2 separate regions of the Mus musculus genome follow, and region 2 is linked to region 1. Evidence: chromatin loops called from intact Hi-C (ENCODE). Cell type or tissue: heart. All regions are shown on one strand.

Region 1 (8,000 bases):
GACTCCCTGTCAGACTACAGTTTCTGCACAGCCTAAGATAGAGCCCGAGGTTTCAGGACGATAGTTCTTGTTCTGAAAATGCAATCTACAATTCTGAAGGGGCCTTTAAACTACTTTGCTATTTAAAGTAAAAATAGTTTTATAAAGAACTGGAAAAAGTCTGCTCAGGCAGACAGAGGAAGATGTACAGAGAGCCGGGTGGGTGGGGTCTGCTCAGCTCAATGCTATAAAGAAGTCACAACAGAAAAGAAATACAATGAAAAGTAGGTATTCCAGAAGCAGGCCATAATTTGTACAAAGGGGAAAATAGATACTTAGTCATTTTTAAAGAGATGACATGTTTCTGCTGTTTCAAAGGAGGAAAGTTGTTTAGTCTATAGTGTATGGGAAGCAACTTTGTGAGACTTGCTTTTGAGGGGACACTTCTTGGGGGAGTGGACACACAGAATCTCGCTATGTAGCTCAGACTGGCCTTGAACATGTCCCCAACCTTCCGAGGATGAGGATTACAGGCCTATCCAGTAGTGCAGGGTTTGGGTTGTTTCATGACTCATTGGTTTTTTAACTTCTCTGAGTGGACCTCCTCAAGAGGAATTCAATGTGCTGGGCCATGCTGTTTATCTTCAGAAATAAGTGGGGCACATTTCAAAATAGAAACCTTGAAAGAGAAGAGCATGGCCCCTATGAGTTCAAGCCAGGAGACCCTTGCTGATCCACTCACCAGTGAATGCCCGTGTGGGGTAGGTTAGCATTTCAAGAAATAGGATGTATGTTTAGGCAAACACCACATCCAATGCTGCTAATGACTGCCAACAGGCTAGTGTCTAGGGAACTCTGCTTTCTCTGAAAGTTGACAATTCCACACAAAACCTGAAGATTCTAAGTGCCACTCACAGGCTATCTGAGAAAAGGCTGAGAGACTACCATCTTTCCGGAAGGACACTTATGTAAATCGGCTAGTTACATGCAGATTGCTTTTTTCTATAACCACTTCTAAAAATTTCAAGTGGGCAATCTCTAGCCTCATCCTGAACATTTAAAATCAACATTTTCATTTATTTATTTAGTTAGTTTTGCCTTTCTTTCCTACATATTCTTTCAAAGATGCTAAACCAAACTCGTCATTTCCATTTATCATTTATGTATATATGCATGCACACACTTAAATGTTTTAAAGCTATATTTCCTCTAAAACAGGAAAAATGTTTACATATATACAAAATGACCAAAGATTATATTTAAAAATAATTTAATGCCAAAGAAGTTGGCAAGATACTAATTAATATCGAATAAACTTTCATTCATTAATAAATTACAAAATAGAATTTGGATGTCTTTGTCTATATTATGGACCAGCAGTGTGTACACTTCTGAGGTGTCTGAGGAGACAAATATTTGTGCCAGCTTATATATTATCACCCTTTTGAACCAAGTTATTACTTAAGCAATAACATTTCTTTCTCACTCCTTTTAAAATTATTATCTTTTCTATTAACAATCTTTCAACTAATAAACTACCCAATAAAGCAAAAAATCTAAGGAGTGTAGGAAAGGGAAACAGTTAAATAACTAAAATAAAAATCACCTATTATTCACCAAAGATTTCTCTGACAGGCATGTCTAAAAAATCAGGTTCGTAAGCATCTTGCTTAACCAAGACACTTGCACCAAGCAAATTCAGGACAAATTTTTAATACTGAAAGACTCAAACTAAATGTATTTAAGCTTCTTTAGGACAACATGTGAAATATTTTATTATGATGATTAAAGATGCAAACCCTAATTTTCTCCTTAAGCTTTAAAGAGATTTTAAATAATAAGCAATAACTGTTTTGAAATTTAGAGTAGTGACAGTCTAGCTCAGTGGTTTTCAACATGTAGGTCGCAATCTCTTTGGGCATCAAAATATCCTGCATATCATATATTTATGCTATATTCATAACAGTAGCAGAATTTCAGTTGGAGTAGCAATGAAGTAGTTTTATGGTTGTGGATTCCCATACATGAATACTGTATTAAAACATTAGGAAAGCTGGGATCCACTGGCCTAGTCATTCTTCTGAGAAAGGCTCAGTGCTAGAAAATTCAACTGTCAATTATTTCTAATCAAACTTTAAAATTGAATTACAACTGGTACAGAAACATATATCTTCCATCTCAATTACATTTTCATAAGTTCAAAACATCTATAAGTGTGAGTTTTCTAAGTATTTCACTTTACAATATAAGAGGTGATCTCCTATCCCATAGCAGTTAAGCCTAAAAGACCATGAGCAACAGAGCTTAGAACCTCAGTCTGTTAGTACCATGTGACTGTGTAGGGGAGGGGCTGGTTCCAATTCTTCTTACACTGGAAAAGTCAGACTTAATAATACGCACATCTGTACAGAATACATAGCCACATGCTGTTTTACTTATTTAATTTATATGTACCTACCAAAACAAAAGAAGACTGTCTATAAAGCCAAGATGTTAAATCCATTGTCCCCAGTATTCCAAAAAAGAAACAAGAAATGAAAGAAACAGAACCACCCCCATAAAATGATGGGTACAGAGATAGGGGTCAAAAAAAAAGTAAGAAAGGAGTAAGGATGAAGACATCCCTACATATGTTCTCAGACAGGAGTTCCTCCTTCTGAAGGGAAACTTTGTGCCTGCCACAATTCGGATGTGATTGTGTCAAAAAAAAAAAAAAAAAAAAAAAAAGATAGGAAGGAAACCATCTGGTTTCTTTCAAATATCTGCACAAGGAGGCTGGGATGTAGCTGTCAAGAGAGTACTTGCTCAGGATACACAAAGCCCTAGGTTTGGCCCCTCGTCCTCAGCACCATATAAAACCAAGGATGGTGGTGCCTGCTTTTACTTCTAGCACTTGAGAGGAGGAAGCAGGAGAACCAGAAGTTCTAGGTCATCTGTTATCACACAGTGAGTCCAGAGCCAGGTGAGGATTTTAATTGATTAAAATGAGAAATGTGCCTAAGCAGAAACTCCTAAGTGGAAATACCTAGGTACTATACTCTCAGTATGCTAAGTTGCGCATAGCCACAGAGAATCAACATGGCCTTAAATTCAAGTCTGTATACTCAGGTGAAAGCCCTTTATTATTATTTGTAGGGACTTTGGTTATTAAACACATAGCAACTTGGGGGAACAAAAAAAGTAAGAAAAATGATCAGGGCAACAGGTTGGGGGAGGGGAGCAATGGAAGAGTACAAAAAGGACCGCCATTTGAGTGTCCGTGTCCACTCATGGACTGGATGGGCAACATTTTCCTCTGTTACTATTAACTACTTGCTATGGAGCAACTGGAAGGAACTGTGGATGGATGCTGTGGACCTTTAATGAACAAGAAAAATGACTGCAAGGAAACTGTGAAGAAGAAAAATCAAGACCACCCTGGTACCTGCAAGTCACAGTGTCAATATCTGAAGCCAAGGTTCTTGATACTTCACAGAATAAAGTTAAATGGGTATAAATAGTCCACGAAAATCACTGACTGTAAGTCATATGTTCAAGAGTTGGAAAATAAAGGATTCTTTCTTTCAATGGAAACTACTCAGGCCTGTAAGATTTAAGGTATCTAGCAATGCTAGAGGGATGTGTTCCTTTTCCTTCTGAAGGCTTGTTCAAAGTCAGAGGGCAACAGCCAAAGTCCTGACTTTAAACCTGGGTTCTTACCACACCCTACCTGGCCTGCTGCTGTCCCACCCCACCATGCCTGTCATGTCCCACCCTATCATGTCTGTAATGTCCCCTCCCCACCATGTCTGTCACTGTCCCACCCCACCATGCCTGTCATGTCTCCACCCCACCATGCCTGTCACTGTCCCACCCCAACATGCCTGTCATGTCCCCACCCCACCATGTTTGTCACTGCCCCACCCCACCATGTCTGTCACTGTCCCACCCCACCATGTCTGTCACTGTCCCACCCCAACATGCCTGTTATGTCCCCACCCCACCATGCTGTCACTCTCTCTTGCCTATCCTGAGCTTCATGTGCAGCTCAAATTGTTTGTAAATATCATCTTTAGAATTTTCCCACTAAGAGCCTTTTTTTCCAGTGTTTTTGCTGATTGAAATTTAAGGCTGCATTAAACATAATTTTATTTTGTCATTAATTAAAATGGTATATATAGAGTCTTGTCTTTGGTGACTAGGAAAAGTCAGTAAAGGAATGAATAATAAAAGACAGCCAGTTGAAGGAAGATTTTTTTTTTTCAATTTCTAAACTAGCCCTAAAGCTAAACATTTGCATAGCCATTAGACTGACTAAAACTTCCTTTAACTCTGTTCCCTTTTCATCAGGCATATGTGAAAAGTGACCTCTTACCATTTACATACCTACCCAGAAGTCATGTGATAGGCTTTTGCGTCATGCTGTCAATTATGATAACAGCCACAATAAGAATGGCCTGAGTGTTGATAGCCTGCTTCCGGGCTCTACAGAGAAGCCTGTTGATAGTCCACTTGTGTCCTTTTCCAATTGCTTGCTTCTAATGACTGACTTTTCAATGCTGGTTTTTTAATGTTCCAAGCTTTGGCTTTGTCATTTGCCAGGACAAATATTATAAGAGGATTTCACTTCATGTTTTAGTTAAAAAAAAAAAAGAAAGAAAGAAAGAAAGAAATCCTACAGAGGCAATTTCTTTAAAAGCTATTTTGTGTAACAGAAATCTTTAGTGTAATGAAAAGTACTTCCAAATTCTGCCCAGAAAAGTGTTGAAACCATTTCAGCTTCAGCGTAACTAGTCGATAACTGAACTTGCAATAACAGCGTTACATGGTCACACAGGAGATGTAATGTTGAAGCTCAAGCACCAATAAAACCCACAGTGACTAGGCACTCGGCCAGTACCTCTAGTCACAGATAGCACAGGCAGCCAGGACATCCTATTGAGACTGAGACCAAGCCCTATGTTTTTACAGTTAGGAGCTTCCTTGACTTAATTGTCTTATTTAAGGAAGGCAAAGGCAGCTCCCTATTTCGTCTGCCTATGATCTCCAGTGAGGTATTCAATGGCTGGTTAGACTGGTGTGGCCTCGTATAACTGTGTGGTGGGGTCTCTTATGGCTCACAGGAAGTGTTTTAGCTACAAGCTTTTAATTTCAATCTACAACAAATCTTGTCAAACTGTCATGGTGTCATTGGTGTGTATTACTAAGGTTTCTGCTGTGAAAGCAGCCTTCTACTGAACTGTAATTGATGATGAATAAGCTAGATTATTTTAAATTAATAAAGTTCCTATTATAGTAAGCAAATTATGAAGCTTAGCATATAAGGACCTGGTATTAATTTAACTGAATTTTCTCATAATATCCATTTATATTAACATTGTTAACCTGAATTATAAAATAATGTCTATACCTTCTAAGCCAACTCTAACATTCTGCTAGAGGGTTCCCATTTCCTCACGAAGATAAAATTTGGGATACAGAGTTCAGTCACTGTTGACAGGAAGGAGTGTGCACAGAGTGCTTGCGAGGCAGGAAGCAGGACTTCTACACAGGGAAGTCAGAGAAGGTGTGTTCAACATTCTGAAAGTGTTCCGAACCAAGACAAAGTGTTTGGCAGCAGAGAGCAGAGCCCAGTTTGCTAAAGCAGGACCTCAGAGTTCTTCAAGCCACCACACCATCTTCCAACACAAAAGTTATAGCAGAAAGAAGCTCTAGGTGAAACAGTTCTGGTTTGGAGATTTCTCCTACATCACTGGCAAATACAGTAAGCCAGTTAATGATCCCAAAGACAGGCCAGCGCCAGGCCTCAATGCCCAAGGCAGTGACATCCCATCAAGGCACGTCCTGATCAGTTATATGAGCTGAGGCTTACTCTCCACAGGGAGGGTTATTGTTAGTGCTAAGCTAGCAACTTCTTTACACAAACCTTCCTGAAACACTTTACGTAATTAAGTGACTTTATTTTTTTATATTCAAGTGAGATATTGTATTTAGATGATAGGTGAAATTCCAACATCAGAAGGGGAAAAAAATCACAAAAACTAATATTTCAAGGCAGTTAGGAACTGGCATTAACCAGAAGTAATCATTATTAAAAGGAGGTTGCAGATATGCAATGACTAATAACTGTGTAACAAGCACCTAAGCATAAAAGCACGGGTTTCATTTGCCAACATGGATGTACTTTAGCATTTTATGTTTCCATTGAAATGTCAGTGTGAGCGTGTAAGAGAAACAGCTACGGTGAAAGCCCTTCTGTAACGTCATTTTGTGGGAAGGTTGTCTGAAGACAGTCAAAACTATTCAATAATCTTACATTTATTAACTTTAATTTATGAAAGCTATATTAAAGTTCTTTTCTAAGGGAAAATAGCATGGAACAATGCACATCAATACTTTTCATAAGCTGAAAGGATACATCTTTATTAAGCAATCCGCGGGAACTGAAGAATGTACCTGGTGACAATATTTATTTTTAAAGGGCCATGTATATAAAAGGTTATGGGGAATGTTTAAAAGAGCTCCCTCGGCCTAAAGCCACTGCCTTTCTAATTTTGAATTTCTCCTAGCTAATATAAAATGATTGATCACTTTTATTTCATATACCCCTTCATTTTCCTTTGCATTCATCACTGAGAGCTTTAAACCAAATGCATTTAGGAGCTGCCCTTAGAAGAGTGCTCTCTTCTAAATCTTCGTAAAGTAATGAGAGGACACAGTAAATCAATCTCATTTCTGCTGGAGGAAGAATAACCTTTACTGAAGTCATTTAAACTATTTCGCTCTCTCCATTCCTGTACAGTGAGTATACAGCTTCATTGCTGCAGTTCTTAATTTGAAAGGATAACGATAGTAGATTTTAACTGGTGCTTAAATTGGGTGGTGTGCTTACATCATGTGAAATACATTTATGTTGTTTTCTTCATGCCTCAAAAATCATAGCTCACTATGTATTTGGTTTCTTAAATCAAAATTCCATTACATACGAGATAGATAAGTTATCTATCTGTTCAGTATTTACAAATTGTAACTGTGGGATATATAGCTTTTCACTTCCAAGGATTAATATACACCATATATTCATAAATAGCAAACACATTAGAACTCAGATAATATATGCACATTGTAAGTGGTGTTTATTCAGCACTGATCACTTAAATAACAAGTGCCAGTCTTTATAGGCATGTCTGTCCTATGCATTCCTCAGATTAAAAGAGTCCCAGATTTCTGCCTATATTAAGGTCTATGTTCTCATTGTCCTAAGCTTTCTTGATGCATCTTTAGATAATGCTGAGAGGATTTTGGCACAAATATACTTTTGTAGTTGTCATTGCAGGGGACCCTGACATTAATTTTAATTGATACAAACTAAAGCTGCCCTGGTCTAGAACAAGGAAAGAGGACAATTGCTTCTGAATGCATGGGATTGGTTATAATATCCTAAATGTGTTTGGGGCTAAAGGTTAAATAACGAAGGCATGTTTTTTCAATTAAAAATTAACTGGAAATTATAGATGTGTCATAAAGAATACAAAGTCCCATGACAAAAATATTTCTGAAAAAAATTTATAATGATTTTTAAAAAAAAGAACATGTTTCCAAAACCTATAAATCCTGCATATGTTTAAAAAGCACAATGATCACATACATTTGTTAAATAGACCTATCGTAATTATAACTCATTCATATTATAGCACTTTTAGAGGTCAAAAAAAAAGCAACATTCCAGAGAATTCTGTTGAAAAGCCATTGGCTGGCAAAGCCACTAATTATTATTTGGTATTTCCATAACTATATACAGATGTCTTCAGTCAGTTCTCGTGTGTTCTGTTTTGTTATTTTAACCTTGCAAAATGTCAAGTATCTTGAATGAGCTATCAGCTATACGGTTTTCTCTGAACTCCGCATGTGGTGACCTTTACCATACCCAGCTGATCACCTGGGCCTGTGAAAGGGAATGCCCGGAGAACAGTAAGCAAACTCCAGACAGGCCATCCTAGAGCGGAGTATGTGGGCACATGGAACTGCACATGCTTGATACA
Region 2 (8,000 bases), 84 kb after region 1:
GGAAAGGAAAGGAAAGGAAAGGAAAGGAAAGGAAAGGAAAGGAAAGGAAAGGAATGACTGCCCCCATTCCACCCTAAGCATGATTCTTATACACCAAGGCCTTTCTTGCTACATATTGATATATAACGATAATAACATAATTAAGTTTTCAAAATCAAGCTCAAAAGACAGTCTTCTAGGACATCTTTTGATAGCTCCAACCATCAATTTCCACTTATTCTTTCTTCTCTTTACCAGGATACAAGCTTTCTCTCCAGTGTAACAAAGTCTTCTTTCTTGAATGCTGTTCCCCCCACACAAGGCTGTATGTCTTTGAGCTGGAAAAATTAGGAGCTTGATGGATTTTTATATAATGCTATGCAGCTGCATTTTCATGTCCTTATACTTCACTGAGTCATTTGACACTCTCACCATAACCAAGTTTTCTTTTTATGTCTGTCTGGATTAGTTTTTTTTGGTTTTTTTTTTTTTGTTGTTGTTGTTGTTTTGTTTTGTTTTTTTTTTTTTGGGGGGGGGGTCAACTTGACAAAAGACATGGCTTTGGGAAGAGGGAATCTCAACTGAGAAAATGTCCCAACCAGACTGGCCTGTAGGCAAACCCACAGTGCAGGGCGGTTTTTATTTATTTATTTATTTATTTATTTTTTGGTTGGTTGGTTTTTTGGTTTGTTTTTTTTTTCTTTATGATTGATTTGGGAGGGACCAGCCCATAGTGGGTAGTGCCACTCTTGGATTGGCAGTCCTGGGCATTATTAAGAAAGCAGGCTGAGCAAGCAACACTCCTCTATGGCATCTGGCCCAGCTCCTGCCTCTGGGTACCTGGCTTGGGTTCCTGACCTGAATTCTCTCAGTGATGGACGTTATTTGGAAGTAAGGGGACATAAACCCTTTCCTCTCCAAGTGGCTTTCACTCATAGTGTTTTATCACAACAACAGAAACCTAATAAGACAATGTCTCATTTGTCCACTATCACGCGAGTTTGTTATGTGTTTGTCAGTTACCTTTGAACAGCATGTGGAGATTTTATCCATTGAAAACTCATGTTTATTAGGAGCTGGAGACACAGCTCAGCAACTAAGAACATTTGCTACTTTTGCACAGGACCCAAGTTAGCATCTCAGCACCCACATCAGCTGATCCACAATCCCTTGTCAGCCCCAGGCAAGCTAGTTCTCTCTCTCTGACTCTGTCAGTGCCTGCACTCATTTGTGCACAGACCCTCACCAGCACCAGACACAAATGAACGCATAAGCACAAAGTAAAATAAGTATTTTTAAAGAAACACTATGTTCATTAAGCTATTTTAAATTTGATTCTGAGAATTATTTTAATCAGTCCCTGCATTGTATGGCAAAACTTATAAATTTAAGGAAAATATATTTATTGAAAAAAAAAAAGAAAATGGGAGTAGAGTCTCAGCAGACAGAAAATGGCCTTGGAGAACATTTGGCAACAGCATCTACTTCTTGCTTTTCTCATTCCCCTGTTTATGCAAGTGAGATAGTTACAGGGCAGTCAGTATTCCCTTGGCCCAGGGGCAAGGCTAACAGCTCAGTTAAAGGATGGGCGGTTCCCCTCTGCTATTTCACAAACAGGCTTGCATTGATTGACTTTTTCCTCTCTGTTTACCTGGATTAGTTTTTGGCTGAACATTCATTAGGGTTAAGGCACAACAAGAGGTGATGAGGTTGTCTCAAGGTCATTATTCCTCCCAGAAGGCTTCCAGGGACATATCTAAGTGCAATGTCGCTCTTTTGCTTAGGACAAAATGAAAAGTAGAAACTCACCCAAGAATTTTGAAACTACAATTAAATATTTTTTTAAAAAAACATGTGTGTATACTTTACCTAAGTTCACATTGTTTCCCGTTAGAAGTCAAAAAGCAGAGCCCCTGTGGACTTGGAACTTCTATATTTGGAAGAGGTTTCCTTTGCTGGGGACCAATATCATACCCAAGCCTCTATGGACACTAGATACTTGAACCAAGAGCATAAAGATCCGTTATCTTTAACCATAATAAAACAAACAATAGTGTTAAGATGCTGTAGTTAATTGTGTCTACTCCCCAGGGAGGTCAGCCACTAGAGTTGCTTCAAATCCAACGGGGAACTTAAAGGTAATTTTACTCCCCATTTTCCTAGTTCCACTAAAACATAAAAATCAGCCCAAAATTCATTATATTCATTCTGCAACTATAGAGTCTACAGTAAAACTGCAAGGAAAAAAAAAAGCATACAAACAAGCAGGCAACCCACTAGTTGGGTAAGCTTTTGGCTTGCAGTTTAAGCAGAGCATTGAGAATGAATCTTTGACTTCCTAATCTGCTCAAACTTGGTTATCAATCTCATAGGAGGTTTTAAAATTGAGAAATACAAATGTAAACTTTCAATTAGTCCTATATTACTGAAGAACACAACAGGTAGCTTGGATCTAGTCAATCAGAAAATGTGCAAAACCCTTTCTCCAGATTAAGGGCCAGCTAGACAACCACACAGAGCTCTCTTGTAGGAGGGGATGAAGACAGCAACAAGGCCTTTGGGGCTTTGCAAGCACCTTCTCCAGCATCATCTGCAATTCTAAGAGGATGCTGGGCCTTGCTCCTTTCCTGTCTGGCTTGAGACCCTGCAGTGACATGAGACCTCACCTGCATTCTTCCTTGTCCTGGCCCTAGAAACGTTGTGACCTCAGGGACATCAAGGACACTTTCTGCCTCACTTCTCTACTTCAAAGGAGCTATAGAAAAACTTTCGAAATGTATATTTATCCCATTCTAGTGGGGTATTAGAACAATGACTTGATAGGACCTCTCCGAGGCAAAGTTGTCATAAAAATAAATGCATTGTTGTTATTACTCTAATTGAGTTATTTATGAATGATCATCTTGATGGAGCCCAGCCCTCAGATATAGAGTGGAAAATTCTACTGAGTCCTCTAGGGGACAATTGCCTCGTGGCAATTAAACCCATAACCACATTTCCTTATTACTGTTACAAAAGACAATAGTTCAAGGAGAGGCAAAATAGGGAATTTAAGAAAATTAGGCTGTCTTCAATGAAAGATGCTGAGCTTGCAAATGCGGGACTCAAGGCTATAGGTGAACTCTGAAGAACATGTGTTCTAAGTTAGCAGTGTTTGTTAGTTACATCAGAAAGGCAGGTGTCCCTGAGGCTGCAACTTTTTAGCAGAGTTTAGATGTCAAGAAAAGAAATTGTAAAACTGCAAGGGTGACCTGGGCCCAACTCTGCAAAGGCTACTGCAATGCAAGACAAAGAGGTGGCTTATGCTAAGTTACTCTCACTGCAAGTCCAAAACACATACTAGAACCTTAGGCTTGCGCTTAGGAGAAAGATCACGTGTCCAATTTTACATGAAATGCCAGGAAGAAAAAAAAAAATCTCAGGACCATGCTGAACTTTCTCTGAGTCTTTGGGCAGGACACAGCCCTCCCCTCTGTCAGTCAGCAAACACCATAAGAATCAGTAGGTAGCTCTCTTTGCCTTATAAAGTATTAGAGGCGCTGGCAGAGCTCAGTGGTAGAGCACTCTCCTAGCATGCAGTAAGCCCCAAATTCAATCTCTAGTACAGAAAGGAAGAAAGAAAGAAAGAAAGAAAGAAAGAGAGAGAGAGAGAGAGAGAGAGAGAGAGAGAGAGAGAGAGAGAAAGAGAGAGAGAGAGGAAGGAAGGAAGAAAGGAAGAAAGGAAGGAAGGAAGGAAGAAACAATGAAAGAGACATAAAATTTCCCATCTAAAATGGACATCAGAATATAGACAATGGTTGTGGTGGTTCCCATGTGTCATAGAAAACACTTCATAAAAACATAGACCTTAAAGCAGAAAATTACTTAAAGGTAATATCTCATTATTAATGTTCTAGACCTTCAATCTTCTAAAAAGTGTTATCTACTAGTGGCCGTGTCCTTTGATGAAAGATGAGCATGAAGTAATTCGAAGAGATGAACTAGAGAGGACAGGTCTATATGTGACCATATGCTGCCCAGGAACAAGAAATCTTGCTTGTCCCATTCTGTAACCATGGCCTGTTCAGTGCATGCATTTGGTGAGTGGTGAGTGTCATTCAAAACACTTATTCACACTGATCTTGAACCTCAGTCCCAGCGACTGTGTTTCCTACAGCCATGCCAGGGCCAAGGAAGTGGTACTTCCATCCTGCAAGCTCCTGCTAATTCACTCGCTGTCCCCAGGCCATGGACAGGCTGCTAACTCTTATTCACAGACACCAAACAGGAAAGCAAAGACAGGTTTGCAACTATCAAGTTCTTTGAAGAAAAAAAAAAAAGTAAGCCTTTAGCCAAAACCTATCTCCACATTCTTCTCTTCCTGCCATGCAATGCATCAGGCTTTGGCCAAAGATCACAAGTGAACTGAGAATCCTAAAAAGCAGCAGCACTCAGATCCACACTGAACCCTCCTGAACTCGATCGCACTTCACAGAGCTGTGAACAGAACTGTACTAGAAGCACCATCCGGACTGGCTCAGGGATGCTTCAGGTTCAGATCCAAGAGATCCGAGGTGACCCTAAGTTCCACTCAGTGCTACAGTTTTCTCCAACTTGAGCACAGAAGGATTAAAAAGAAAACACAAATATTGGCAAAGGTGATTTGAGGTTACTTGACCTTTCTGAAGGAAGGAAGGTTTTTGGCAACCATAACCTGGCAGCTGTCTGGAAGGCAAGGCCAGGACACAAAGAGGAAGACAGGAAGCAGGGAGCTGGCCATGTGTCCTTGGCAGGCAGCAGTGCAGCAGGGTGAACCACCTCATCCCTGCCAAACCAGAAACAGCGGGGAAAGCCCAGCTAATTGGCAAGTCGCAGACGGCTACAGTGTCCATCCTCTGCTGTAAATGACTGATGAAGCTAAAAGGAATGCCAGACCCTAATCTACTTAACTAGGATCCTCCTGGACTCTCTCAGAAACGTAATTTGCTCCTGTGAGTCGTATTTCCCAGGGAAGTGGTAAGGCATAAGGCACATCTTAAGATGACAAGGGCTAAAGAGAGTTTAAAGAAAAAAATGTTGTGGAGTCTGGTTATGCCCACAAACATTTGCTTCTGAAGGCTGTGTGTGTGTGTGTGTGTGTGTGTGTGTGTGTGTGTGATCTTTAACTAGCAAGCCTTCCACTGGTTTATTTTTTTAACTCAAAGAAAATTACGTAGTCAAAGTTGCATACTGAACAAAGACGGGAGTCCATTTGCAGGACCCAGACATCTACAAACAAAGACAAACCCCTGTAAGACACTCCAGGAAGCTGCAGGGCCACACCCACTTACTGCCGGCTACTGTTTGTACTTAGGCATTAGCTGGCTCAACTGTGGGATGATGTAGCTTCATCCCAAGGCTTCTGAGCCTTTGCCTGCTAAGGTTGGGACTCACACGGAGAGGAAGGGCAGAGGAGGCTGTGCCAGTAAACTGAGCCTCACTGGCTGCTACTAACAGGGTGAATCAGGGACCTGAGGGCAGGGTTTACTCCCCGGGGTGCACTCAGTGGTTGGGCACATTTTGTTTCATTTTTTTATGAAACTGTTCATGTCTTCTCCAAAATTCACACCTAAATTTCAGAGTAGCTTCTGCTTCTTTAAACACAACAGCAAATAATAAAATTAAATTGAAAAGATATTGCAAACACCTCTCTCTCTCTCTCTCTCTCTCTCTCTCTCTCTCTCTCTCTCAAACTGGAAAAAGAAACATCCCACAGAACTTTCATCCTTGAAGAATTTTCTCCCTCAAAAAAAAAAAGTTAATATAAAAAAATAAATGAGGACCTAGTATGCTTGACGCTGTTCTGAAGTAACACTGAGAAGCAAAATAAAAAGGGAATATTCAAACACTACCTGAGCTCCACCTCATAAGGAAGGATCAAAATTAATCTTCCACCCGGCATCAGAGCCCAGGGATGCCTGACCACCACCACCGCTTGTCCCATCAGCCACAGGGTGTCCTAACTGACTTCAGACTCCATATATCTGGAACCATCAAAGGTCCATCCTTTTGTCTTTGGGGACCAGTTCCATTGTCTATGTAAGAGAAGTTTTGTGGTGCCTCTCTCTAAAGTGGATGGCTCTTTCTCTACTGTGGGACCCTTTGGTACTATCACTGCCTAAGAAAATCCTTCCATGAGGCCCACCTCCTGGTTCCTTCCTGCCTGTAACCCCAGGGCAAACTCAACCAGCTCCACTTTGCTAAATTCTACTACTCATTGTCTGCGATTCCCAATCCTCTATAGCTAACCCTGCTCTCATTTGAATGACAAAGTCCTTATTGTCCTTATTCCAGCAGGACCTTTTGCCCACTCTCTCCCATTTCAGCGAACCAGATGAACCAGAAAGACTTGCTGGAAACCCCTCACCTCAAAGCCCTACTTCCAGGTGTTGGCCCAGCTCTTACCTTCTAAGGCTCCTCCCCCTTGTTTTGCTAATTGCAGGTCTCCATGCTCTGTACCCATATGGCTTTCATTACTGAAATGTCCTTACTCTGACGTCAGACAAACTCCAATTTCATCTTTAAAGTGCTTGATTCCCTTCATCTGGTATATTCTTCCTGGCCCTCTTTTTGCATCCACCTAATGAGACCACCCTGCAGGGTCCACATCACTTCCCTCCCATTCTAATATAAGGCTTTAACACTGTGTTAGGGCTGGTTGTACATGTGCCGTTTCCCTCCATAGTTGTCACTGACCATATCCTAACATATCTTTTACAGTCTGGGGCATCTGTTTACATTGCAGAAAGGGCGTTATCTTAAATATCCTATCCATGGAGAAATGGGATGAAAAGCATCCATTCCCTTAGGAAAGACAAAACAATTTAAAAGAAAGATAATAATGAGCTACCTACCAGCTTACACAAACAATTAACACCCAGTAGTGAGATGCTGGGGCTGGAGAACTGCTTAGAGCTACACCGACTGGGTAGCATGCATGAAGCCATGGGTTCAGTCCTCAGCAACAGACAGAAATACATCTAATGCATTTGGCCATTTGTTTATTTTTAGAGAATTGAAAACCAACAATGTTCCTTCCATATATCATTCCTTTCCATAGTTATTAAAGCTAGTCACTTGGGAAAAATAAATGGTTTGGCTTAAAGCTTGTAAGTAAGGCTGGGTGTGGTAGCATACACCTTTAGCCCTAGCACTCCAGAAGCAGAGCAGATAGATTCCTGTATGAGGCCAGCCTGGTCTACATAGTTTGTTGGGCCAGTTACATAGTAAGACCCTGTCTCTGAAAAACAAATTATAAGGTTAAAAATAAGTAGACTTCATATATTTTAAAAATAAATTGACATTATCCCCAAAGAGATCCAAAGCACATCAGAACTTCCCATCTGTTCACTGTTTTCAGCTACTAACACATCGTTGGGACCACAAGCAACAGACCACAAGTGCTGGTTTCCGTCTGCAAAGCATCACGGGTAAAGGTGACGAATCAACGAGACGGCCAATGAGAGAGCTGCACGGAAGCTGTACTAGTGAGACAGGATGTGCGAAGAGTAGCTTAACACTCACTGCCCTCTACCATCTTCAGTGGGGAAGAATCTATGGGCTAGTTGGGAGGTTAGAGAATCAAATTAGTAATTATCTCAAGTTAAAACACGATCATGTGGTCTAGGACCTGGAGAAAGACTAAATGAAAGACTCTTAAAAAGTCCTAAGAGAAAACACCATAAAAACTGGTTTCCTATTACTACACCCACCATTAAGAAAAAGAAAAACAAAAAAAAAAAAAAACGCTACCTTAAAAAACAATCATAACCAGGGGTGGGGAAGTGGCCAAGGGCACTGGCTGCTCTTGCAGAGGACTCAGGTTTGCTTCCCCATGGTGGCTCACAACCGTGCACAACCCCAGAACCAGGGGATCCAATGGTCTTCTGACCTCCACAGGTATTACGCATGCCTGTGGCTCATACACATAATTACACACACACACACACACACACACACACACACACACACACACACACACACGCATGCGCACACGCACTCGC

What was found. Peaks named below come from ENCODE experiments on the same cell type or tissue, not always from the same donor. Only the 100,000 strongest peaks of a DNase experiment are listed, where the experiment ranks them.
Region 2: it touches region 1 in a loop (2.3-fold over the local background); 2 of 42 quality-filtered maps call a loop at or near these places.

What each region holds. Positions count from the first base shown.
Region 1 is chr4:82,311,516-82,319,515 of GRCm38, forward strand. All of the region lies in intron 10 of Nfib (nuclear factor I/B), which reads right to left. Among named protein-coding and RNA genes, the nearest start is that of Nfib, 190 kb to the right of the region's middle. In heart, no CTCF peak of the experiment used is centred here; a DNase peak (open chromatin) is centred at 4,876; H3K27ac peaks cover 2,134 bases.
Region 2 is chr4:82,395,416-82,403,415 of GRCm38, forward strand. The region is part of intron 2 of Nfib (nuclear factor I/B); the gene reads right to left. Among named protein-coding and RNA genes, the nearest start is that of Nfib, 110 kb to the right of the region's middle. In heart, no CTCF peak of the experiment used is centred here; DNase peaks (open chromatin) are centred at 1,556, 4,756 and 5,306; H3K27ac peaks cover 1,683 bases.